Regions from separate parts of the Mus musculus genome. Here region 2 is linked to region 1. A link is a contact called in ENCODE Hi-C or POLR2A ChIA-PET data. All regions are on one chromosome and are shown on one strand. The core of a region is the stretch at or near the end of the contact, and the rest is flanking DNA. Distances in the headings are between cores, read along the strand shown.

What was found. A loop is a pair of places that touch in the nucleus more often than their neighbours do. ChIA-PET counts read pairs that join two places held with the same protein, here RNA polymerase II (POLR2A).
Region 2: a map of v-Abl transformed pro-B cells shows a loop between it and region 1 (3-fold over the local background). The contact joins the enhancer-like site here to the promoter of Fancc in region 1. A Hi-C loop is called at or near these places in 3 of 37 maps with a recorded cell type or tissue (T-helper 1 cell, adrenal gland and v-Abl transformed pro-B cells). POLR2A ChIA-PET finds 5 or more read pairs at or near these places in 4 of 5 experiments (Patski and embryonic stem cell).

What each region holds. Positions count from the first base shown.
Region 1 is chr13:63,429,559-63,434,890 of GRCm38, reverse strand. Fancc (Fanconi anemia, complementation group C) reads left to right here and starts at 3,146. Exons shown (of 15, transcript NM_007985.3): 1 at 3,146-3,441.
Region 2 is chr13:63,525,060-63,530,391 of GRCm38, reverse strand. It overlaps Ptch1 (patched 1), which reads left to right. Exons shown (of 24, transcript NM_008957.3): 16 at 3,103-3,245; 17 at 5,264-5,332. Among named protein-coding and RNA genes, the nearest start is that of Ptch1, 38 kb to the left of the region's middle. Within about 2 kb of position 2,036, at least 1 of the 3 ENCODE cell types and tissues checked has a DNase peak (open chromatin) inside an H3K27ac peak, as active enhancers do.

The sequences.
Region 1 (5,332 bases), core at 1,897-4,396:
TGAAATATCTCACAGAGGCTCAAGTGTTGAATGTTTGGGTCACAGCTGGCAGTTCTACTTTGAAAGGCAGTCAAAACTTTGAGGGAGGTGAAGCCTGGCTGGAAGCAGGTGTGTAGAAGGTGTTTTTGACAGTTGTGCCTGGTCAGGGCAGGGTCCCTTTTTCCCTCTTTGCTTCCTGTGTCCCAGTGTGTGAGTTCACCACACCAAGCAGCCGAGGAGTCAGTGGGTGGTGACACACCTTTCCCTTAAGCAGTCACGTTGGGCATTTCATCACTCAAAACATAAGGAACATGTTTTGTTCCTATGCATCTTTAAGAATTAAAGTACAGTTTAACACACACACACAGGTGCACACACACAAACTGAAGACTAGAACCTTCATTAAGCATAGAAATAGACAAGATGCAGTTAAGTTCGTTTTGGGAAAACATTCAGTGATTTAAGGGTCAATCTGAAACTGACACAGGAATAGGATGGAATTCACTTTTTTTTTCTGACTTAATGGTTGCCAGGATTAATCAAGTCACAAATGTGAATAATTTCTTCCTTTTTCAACTGGAATTTTTAAGTGCTTATTCTTAGAAATTCTTTAATATTAATTTCATGCTAAGTGAATCATTATTAAATACTTATGAGGAAAACTATTTTTAAGCCATGTGCTCATTTGAAACTGTAACTTATTACTTTCTGCAGGCAATAAAAACGTGCTAAATTAGTTACAACACACCAGGATTGGGATGTACGCTCTAAATAAGAATGCATGCGTTTACTGACCTAAATAAAACTGGGCTAAAATTGGTTGCACATTCTCCTAAAAGAGTATACATGTCATTCATTGCTCAATGGGGGAAAACCACAGATTTTTGTTTTCTGGAATCTTGTTAGAGATTCCACAAGGCTAGGGTTGTTCCTCTGATCTTCAGCCTTCACATGTTTTTAGTAAGGAGATAGGTTACCTGTCTTTATAATTTCAGGCCCCAATAGCCCCACCAATTTTAAAATGTCATTTGCTGTTCTTGGCTATTCTCATGTAACAACCATGTACTCACTGATGGTCTCTGCAGGAAAAGCAACTATACATTAGCCCGAGGATGGTTCCTTTCTCTAGACCAAGCTTAAGGCAAAGGACAAGAATCTTCATTAATTACGGAAATCTGACTTTATTACAGTGCTTCATCTTAGTCCTGTGACAAGTCACAGGGGCTTAAAATAATGTTCATTTTGACAAAATAAAAACTTATTTTTCTTTCCTGTTTAGCCAAAGCAGGTAGCTTGTGTGATTACTGGCATCTAGGTACTAAAACAAAGCTAGAAGGTTGAGCTTTCCTTCCTCCAAAGTAGGAAGGGTTTTCTAAACTTCTCCTAAAACAGGTTCTTGTGAGGAGAGTCATGGTGCTTTCCCTATGGCTGGCTTTCATTGGACAGCTAACTTACAAAGTAGGACTGGCCAGACTCCTAACACCCAGAGACACAAAGAGTTGTCTGACTCCAGGTAGCTTTTTTTCATATATATATATATATATGTGTGTGTGTGTGTGTGTGTGTGTGTATACACAAATATGAGTACCAAAATGGTTACTTTCACTCTAAAAGACAAGAAACAAACCTAGTTCCACATTGTTTTTGCTGGTAAATACAAAGACTAACAAACAAAAATCTTAAAATTTGTCACTATATGGCTTTTTCAGGGCTAAGGTGTCATTCACACTTGTCTCACTAAACGTGCTATTTTTTTTTGACTAAAATGACATATTAAAAGGCTTGATGCCACTTGATCCCATAAAGCAGGGCATGTTACTTTGGGATCAGGTTCCCCTGGGGTCTCCCTTTAAATTTTGATGTTGTTATTTTGTGTGTGTGGATATTATGACTTATTAATGTTTGTGCAGTGTGGTGCCGAAGGAGGCCAGAAGAGGGCATCAGATCCCTTGGACAGGGGTTACTAATAATTGTGAGCTGCCATGTGGATGCTGTGACTCAAACTCAGGTTCTCTGGAAGAGCAGCCAGTGCTCTTAATGGCTAAGCTATCTGTTACACCGCTCCCTTAATTAAAGCATACAGGTAATCTAATTCAGCAGTTGTTTTTCTACAACCCAATGTCTTTCGGCTAGTCTTTATTCTTCTCTTTCAAATTCAATTTACAATAAACAGAAAGATCGTGGATTAAAGGAGTGTGCTAGGGCTAAGCCACACGTGTAGAGATAGTTTTTTCTAGTATACAACCTCGGGATTCACAGTATGATCAAATATCCTGCAACAGAGTATTTAAATAAGAGCTATTTATTACAGGCATATATTCCTCCCTACATGTTATTTTTAAGGCACTAAGTTGTGGTCTTATTACAACGAATGGTTCTTAGGCACTAATTAAAAAAAAAAATTTAAGCCGGGCGTGGTGGCACACGCCTTTAATCCCAGCACTCGGGAGGCAGAGGCAGAGGCAGAGGCAGGCAGATTTCTGAGTTGGAGGCCAGCCTGGTCTACAAAGTGAGTTCCAGGACAGCCAGGGCTATACAGAGAAACCCTGTCTCGAAACAAACAAACAAACCAAAAAAATCTAAAAGTTTAAGGTTATCCTGACTCTTCCCCAATTCAAACATCTGTAAATAACCATGCAGATCTAAATTTGAAAATCTTTAAGAAAGGGCTGGCAAGATGGCTCGCTCATCAGGTAAAAGCTCCTACCACCAAGTTGAAGACTGGGTACCTGCATTAGTGAGAGAACTGATTCCCACAAACTGACCTCTAGGTTCACCTGGCATGCACACAAATGTAATGTTAAAAATTCAAGAATAAAAGATAAGCCATGTCTCACTTGACAAGAAGTTTCCACTTATGTGGCGTAAATGCAACTTTGAACCGATTTGAACCTGAACTAAGCAGTACATGGGCCTGACTAGGGATTGGAGCGATCACTAACCACAGACAAAACTCGTTTGTGGTTGGGCCCAGCAGGCTTGAACCCTATGTGGAGTTTGACCTATCTGGCAACTCCCGTCTCTCAAGAACCACATTCCAGGGCTCTCTCTTCTCTAAAGCCCTCACTCGGCGCCGCGAGTTAGCTATAGCCCGTAGTCGCCCACTTCCTCCAGGAGAGATTCAGATCTTCCCATCATGCCGCGGGAGCGCGCTGGGCCCCAGAGTGCACTGCGCGTGCGTGCGAGCGCGCGCGCAGCCCCACTCCCTTGCGGCCGCGGGAAAATTCCAAACACGTCAAAACAAAAAAAGTTCCGTGAGGCTGTGCCAAGTTTTCAAGCCGCAGAAGCCGGGCGGTGGCTTCTTTTCCGCCGCGGCCCAGTCTGCTGAGGCAGCTCTGGGTGAGGACCACCCGGGAAGACCGCCGTTTCCTGCTAGGGCAGAGAAGACTCGCGAGAACGTGCGCCCGAGTCTCAACGTGGGCGAGCCGCGCTCCCGCGGCGCGGTGGAGCTGAGGCAGGACGGTGAGAAGCTACGGTGGGCGGGTGCGAGCCGCGGGAGGGCGGGGCGGGATGTGGGGGGTTGGGGGGGGGGGAAGATATAGCCCGGCAGGAGGCGGGGCCTGGCGGGAGGCGGGGCTAGAGCCAGGTGGGAGGTGAGGCCGACGGTGAGGGGCGTGGCTAATCGGGGAGTTGAACCCAGCTTGGCAGTGGCCGACAGACGCGGTGGGCGTGACCACACGGAAACTGATCTCGGCGGGAGCCCGCACGACTTAGAGGGGCCGCTCCACAAGGGAGAGGAGCCGGAGGGGGGCTGCGCCATCGCAGATGAGCCCGGCGGGGCGGGACCGACAGTGAGGGGTGGGGTCTAAGGCCCAAGGTGAAGCTTGGTGAGCTTGGCTCGCGGCGATGGTAGAGAGGCATCTGTCCTTTACCCTTCGTCCCCATTTATTTTTATTTTTATTGTTTTAAGCAAATCCTCTCCCTCTGGTTTCAACGTAGCCGCAGGTACTTTTGGAAGGACTGGGGCAAAGGTGAAGCTTATTGCTCGCCATCCATTAGAGCAGCTCTGCTCAGGGTCTCAAGATCGCCCTCCCACAGCTGCTTGAGTGACAGGCCCAGAGGCCCATTCAAGGCCTGAGAGTGTTTAATGCTTGTGTCTTGCTGTCTTGCTGCCTTACTGGAACAGTTTTTAGGTGCTTGGGCTTGGAGGGGGTGCTGGATGAAAATCTTGGAACAGGCCAATGATATTGAAGACCTCTGTGTGCCTGGACTTTTCCTCTAGTATGAGATGATTCGAAAAATCCCATCCCTCATTAAATTAATCTAAGCGGGTGTGACCGACGTGAGATACCTATTTGTGGATGGCCCTCGCCTTTAGGGTGCTTCCAAATGGCAGATTTAACGCTCACAATTGAACAACTGGCGGTTATGTGTGTGTATGTAGAGGCCAGAGGTGGTGTCAGGAGTGCCCCATCTTTCCCTCCTTATTCGTCCCCCGCCTCTCCTCACACCCATCACATTTGGCTTGTAGGTCACCTGACTTTGCAAGCCCTTGGGGTTATGCCTTTCTCTGCCTCCCCATTGCTGAGATGACAAATGTGGGCCACACACTTAAAACCTTAAATACACACGCACACACAGCAACGAACGTGTGTTCTGGGGATAGAATTCATGTTCTCATGCTTGTAATGGCAGGCATCTTATCAACTGAGCTAGCTCCCCAGCCCTCTTCAGTGTTCCCTTGTGTGAGTGGTCATGGCACGTATGTTGTTGTCCATGTGAAGCTGTATGCACATTTTAAATGAATGGGGCTCTTAACTGCTTCCATATTTTGGCAAATAGTTCCAGCAAGAATTACACCAATCTTGTATTTATAAAAGCTACTTCAGGGAGGCCATCCTGGCCAGTAGGAAGTTGGTTGGATTTTCTAGGCCACAGAGAGGCCCCAAGGAATTTCATCCTAGTGATAGAACCATAACAGGAGTGGTAGAGCCTCAGGTCAGGCTAGAATTCATCCCGAAATGCTCCTTAAAAATCTTAATGTAATTATGATATGCATATTCTCTGGTGGTGTTTATGGTTTCTGATTAGCTAACTTTTTAATATGAAAGTCTTCTCTTAGACATAAATGAATTAATTTTCAGTGATTTACTGAAAATCTAGTATTATTGGAAAAGAGAATACAAGGATTCACAGATTTAGGTAACAATACAGTGCTTGAGTGTTGTGCTGCCCCATCACTTCCAAAGTTTCATTATGTAGCTCTGTCTGTCCTGGAATTCACTATGTAGACCAGGCTGGTCTTGAACTCACAGACATCTGCCTGCCTCTGCCTCCCAAGTGCTGGAATTAAAGGCGTGTGCCCCACTCTTAAATCATCCCCTCCTTTTGAGATACAAGTTTTTCTTGTTCC
Region 2 (5,332 bases), core at 787-3,286, 97 kb before region 1:
CATTTGTGCCCATGCGTGCTAAGATGGCAGGATACCATGCAGCCCTGGGGCTGTAATGCCTTCTGGATCCTACAGAGCACTGGTCACAGACACCAGGGCTCTAGCTTGCAGAGGCATTATTTAGACCTCCTGAGTGGTTGGTTACTTGGGTCTTTGAACATTTCTTCCAAATTCTTGTTTATGCTTTTGAAGTCCGTTAAACTTTGCCAGCTCACTGGTGTCTGTCAACACTCCAATAGTTACTTTGTTTTTTTCTCAGTCCTAAAACATACTTAATGGCTAATACAGGCCATTTTGAAAGTCAGCCCTGGGTTAGAACCCAGGAAAGCACTCTCCCTTTGAGAAATAATATCTCGATCTCTCAGGACATCTGTGGTAAAGTTGGAGATGAAATCTAATTGCTTCATGTACAGGGGGTGTTCATTTTTTATTCACACTGACTTACATGAACAAAATACATTATCATTTCATTTCTAGGAGCTTATATACTTGGGTAATTTCCTTTAGCCTAGACTCAAAATAATTTTCCGTGTAAAGTGTTTCTAGTTAAAGAACTGCAGCTGAAATGTAAGGGTTTGCAGTAAACTGTTGGAATGTAAATGTCAGCCAAGGGGCAAGTGTTTGGTGTACAGCCTGTGGAAGTTCAGATTTTCAGTGGTCAGTCAGAAAATACTAAAGGGGCCCTGAAAGAACTTTACTGTTGGTGACCATAGCTGGAGAGCACATTAGGGCTAGCATTGTAGGAAATTCATTCTAAGTTGGTGGCAGGGCACATGCACAGATCCCTAGGTATTGCAGAAGTCTCTGTGACTATACCTTTGCAAATATACTCTCAGTTACCTGCTTTGACAGCAGATGCTGCTAAGCTTCTGGTATTTTCCATGTATTTTGCAATTACTTCTAACAGCACACTGTACCTGTGAAAACCCACTCTAAGTAATACATGTGGAGTATGGCTGGCCTTAGGCTGCCTGGGCTCAAAGCTTAGCTGTGACTTGTCACCAGGCTCAGTCCTCTCATCTGTAAAATGGGAATCATGATTGGTTCTCTCAGGAGGTAAGCAGCTGAAGGCTGACTACCTGGAGCCAAGAGGCCCACATAAGTCTGAAGTAATAAAAGCTCTCCTCTCTCCTTGCTTGGAAAACAGACCAGGATTCTTGTAGGGGGTTGGGGGACCAGTTGTCTTTCTCTGTTTATTTTATTTTTCCAGAGTGGGAGTGGGGAAGAGCTTTGGGTCTTAAAATAACATCTGTGTAGAGTAGTGCTGCCTCTCTGTGCAAACCTGTGAAAAGCTGTGGGAGAGATTGCCACCCCGGTGGTCCCTCTACCCAGGGCCTGTAGGTGACCCAGCCTACTTCCTAAAAACAAAGCCCACTGCATAACAATGCTGGAGGGAGGCTTTTGTTAAAAAGGCTGCTCCAACTCTCCCCTCTCTCTATTCCCAAACACCTCACTGTGCTAAGCATTCACAGACCGTGTGTTTTTGTTGTTGTTGTTGTTATTTAGTTTGTTTTAGTTTCTGAAGTGCCCTTAGGCAAGTCCTGAAATGGAATAAAATGTATCTGAGTAGATGTGTCTGCTGCAGGGGGTATCTTGAGCAGCTGGGACTTGGGGGGTCTACTTGGGAGGTGTCTGGTGTGCAGTGAGGCTGGTGGGGGTATTGGGGAGAGCACCCCCCAGGCAGTGCTCAGCTCCAAGTCTGGGTCACCAGGGCCCTGTCTTCTCTTCCAGCATGCTTACCTCTTTACAGCTGTAGCCAAACTGTCAGGTCTATAATGATGGTTTTGATTACAGCGGCCAAGCCCAGCTGTGTGTGGTGAGCTGGTGGGCTCGCCCATCCCCCAAGCCCAGAAGGCTCACTCTTTCCCGCCCAGGGCTTGCGGTTTGTCATCTGTTCTCACAGAGCCCCACAGAGCCTCCCTGTGTCGGCCTGTGGCTTCCTGTTCTCAAACTGATCCAAATTTCCCCTGTGAGGTATTTCCTTGTGCTCCCTCTCCTCCACACAGCCCTCCACTCAGAAGGAAGGGTGGCAGGGAGGAAGAGAACAGGGGGAGAGTGAATAGGTGCTGGCTGTGATCTTTACATGGCCTGGCAGCAGGTCCCACAGCTTGTATTAGCTGCACAAGTCAAACAGATGGATCAGATTGACAGAGCTGTGTTCCCTCACCCTGGCTCCAGGGGCAGCCAAGTTGGGAGCTTGAATGTGATTTTTTTTTTCTGCTTGGGGTGGATTTTCTGGTCTTGGTGAGGAACTCCTGACCTATCTCCCTGTGTGGCGTGAAATGGTTAATGGATATGGTCTGTGTCTTTTCCCCTTGCTTTCTCTTGCTACAATTAGTCAGGAAGAAGGGTGGGGGGAGGCCAACCTGGCACTTGGGAGGCAGGTGGATTTGTTAGTTCCAAGCTAGCCTGATCTACATAGTGAAGTCAAGGTGCAAGCCAAGCAGAGATACATAATGAGACCTGCTCTCTCCCTCCCTTTCCCACTCTCTCATTCAGTCTTCCTTCCTTCCTTCCTTCCTTCCTTCCTTCCTTCCTTCCTTTCTTTTGGAGAAGACAGGGTTTCTCTATACAGCCATGGCTGTCCTGGAACTCACAGATCTGCCTGCCTCTGCTTCCTCCGTTTTGCAATTAAAGTCATGAACTGCCGTGCCCTCCTCTCCTTTTCTTCTTTTTGCTTGTTTTCTTTAAAAGATGTGTGTGTGTGTGTGTGTGTGTGTGTGTGTGTGTGTGTGTGATGTGCGTGTAGAGGCCAAAAGAGACAGTTATCTCTAGAGTTGGAGTTGCAGGCAGTTGTGTGCCCTCCAGAGTGGATTCTGGGGTCTGAACTTGGATCCACTGGAAGAACAGCAGCTCTAAGCCATCTGTCTTGTTCCTGGGCTTTCGTTCCTTAGTTTAAGTAAAGTGTGTGTGTTTTATTCTTCCCTCTGAGCATCTTTTGATTAGCACCACAGTTCATTCACTAGCAGATCAGGAGTCCTTCCTTAAGTGAGAGAAAACTGCAGACAAGTCGCCTACCCTGCCTCCTGTCCTCAGCCTAATCCCTCTGGACCAAAGCTCTCAGGCCAGGTTTTAATGTGTTGCACATGTTTCTGTTTCTAGGACTTCAGGATGCATTTGACAGTGACTGGGAAACTGGGAGGATCATGCCAAACAATTATAAAAATGGATCAGATGACGGGGTCCTCGCTTACAAACTCCTGGTGCAGACTGGCAGCCGAGACAAGCCCATCGACATTAGTCAGGTATTCCCGATGTTTCAGGACACTGAGCAGTTATTACATCTAGGCAGCTGACCCATGGAATAGGGCTGGCAGTGTATAATCCCACCTTGTGTCCCATGAGAACCTGAAGTGATAGGAGATGGTAGGAAGAAGCTTGAACTGGCTCTGAGCTAGCCAGAAAACTTCCCTTTCCCTGCCTGTCAAGCAAGAGGAGGGGACAGACAGGTGTTGCCTCTAACACAATAGCAATGGGCAAAAATACAGTATGTTAACACTGTGTGCTTTTCCCAGTGGTGGGAAGCACCAACCCATACTGGGCTTTCAGAGTTTATTGAACACTGAAATATGTGTTATATGAAAATACATTAGTATAGTGGTCTCAGTTATATTCAGACATGGGATGGTGGGTTTATTGGAGAGCAATCATTTGAACAGAGGTTGGGTAGGTGGGTGGCTTAGAAGATGAGCAAAGTCACTAGAGGTTGAGGATGGATTAGTTATTTAATGCTTTCTGGGGTCAGCTTGGCCTCAGCAGTAGATGTTGAGTGTAGGTGTGGGCAGCTACCTGCTCTTGAATATAGCAAACGTAAGCAGGCGTAGAAGCATGCAACCTCCCCATGCAGCTCACGCCACAGTATGTTGAAAGCTGTTCTTTTGGATAGTATCTTGTATTCAAAGTACTTGGATTCTAGCATATCCCATTTGGTTTCCTCAGGGGTTGCATTTGCACCCTGGATTTGGGGTGAGTCCCAGGCCTCTTTGCTCTTGGTAGTTTCCTATCCTCAGGCAGAAAACATCTCGTTAATGATCTCCTTGTCAGCTCTGCATATTGTCCTCTCTCCCTTTTGCTGGCACTAAAGGTGACAGATTTACAAAGTACATTGTTCAGAGTCATTGTGGAGTGTGAGGTTTGATGCTTTATAGTGGCGTGCAATGAGCTGTCGGGCCTGACAAGGGTACGGCAGACCAGCCTGCCTGAGAGGATAGCAGGGACGGACTGAATTGGAGTTAGAGATCAGGGAATCTGTGGGACGCCTGTGGTGGGGTCCAGGCACTGAGATATCATTTCCTCTCCTGGGGGAAAGAAGAGCACGCTGCATACGTAGAGGCCAGGAGCTGTGCTATGTAATTCCAGAGACAGTCTGAAAACCTACAGTTGTTAGAGATCCTGTGGATTAATTGAATCCAGATCCCTGCAGTCTACTCTGCCTGTCTCTCCCCCACCCCCCCGCCCCGCCCGGTCTCTTCCACGCTCTTTATTCCCCCACTCTTTTCTCTGTGAACTCCTGTCACTGGTGTTCGTTAAGAAAGACCAAACGTTGGAAGGAGGCCTGGGTCTAAAGTAAACAGGAAATTTTTTTGATGTATCTACCATATATATAATCCACACTGTGTCTCGTAGTGGCTTTGACCCAGGCAAAGCCCACAAGACCTACTGTAGAGGGAGCAGATGTGGCCACTGAATCTGACCAAGGTGCAGAAGTAATATTCCTCAGAAGGGCCCTGGCTTTGCATCTTTGTTTTCCTGTTCTGGCAATGGGCTTTTTTTTTTTTGAATACACAGGTCATCAGAGGCTGTGTTAGCAAAATTTATACAGATGCTGTTTTATTTTATAGCTCCCTCCATTTACTGGGTGGTATTTCCTTCAGTGTTAACAACAGAGGTTAACTGCACACAGACGTGGATAGGGATGCTTGCCAGGTTCCCCCCGTGCCCCTCCTATAAATATGTTTTTCCAGATTGTTCATTCCCCGCCTTGGCTGCAGACAGTCTCTTTTAGCATTCAGATTTAATTGCTTCAGCCAATTCCTGGGCCATCTGCGGAACCGTGTGTTTGCTGTAAACACACTGGTGATTGCATCCCCCAATAAGTGTATTTTGAAAGACATCAAAGGTATTCTTGTGGGACTGGGGCACTGTGGAGGCATGGGTATTCTACTGCTTGTTGGAAATGTGGGTACAAAGCCTTGCTCTCCCAGCAGGAGTGTGTTTACCCCACAGCCCGCCCTGAATGACCTCTGTTCTTTCCGTTTTGTAGTTGACTAAACAGCGTCTGGTAGACGCAGATGGCATCATTAATCCGAGCGCTTTCTACATCTACCTGACC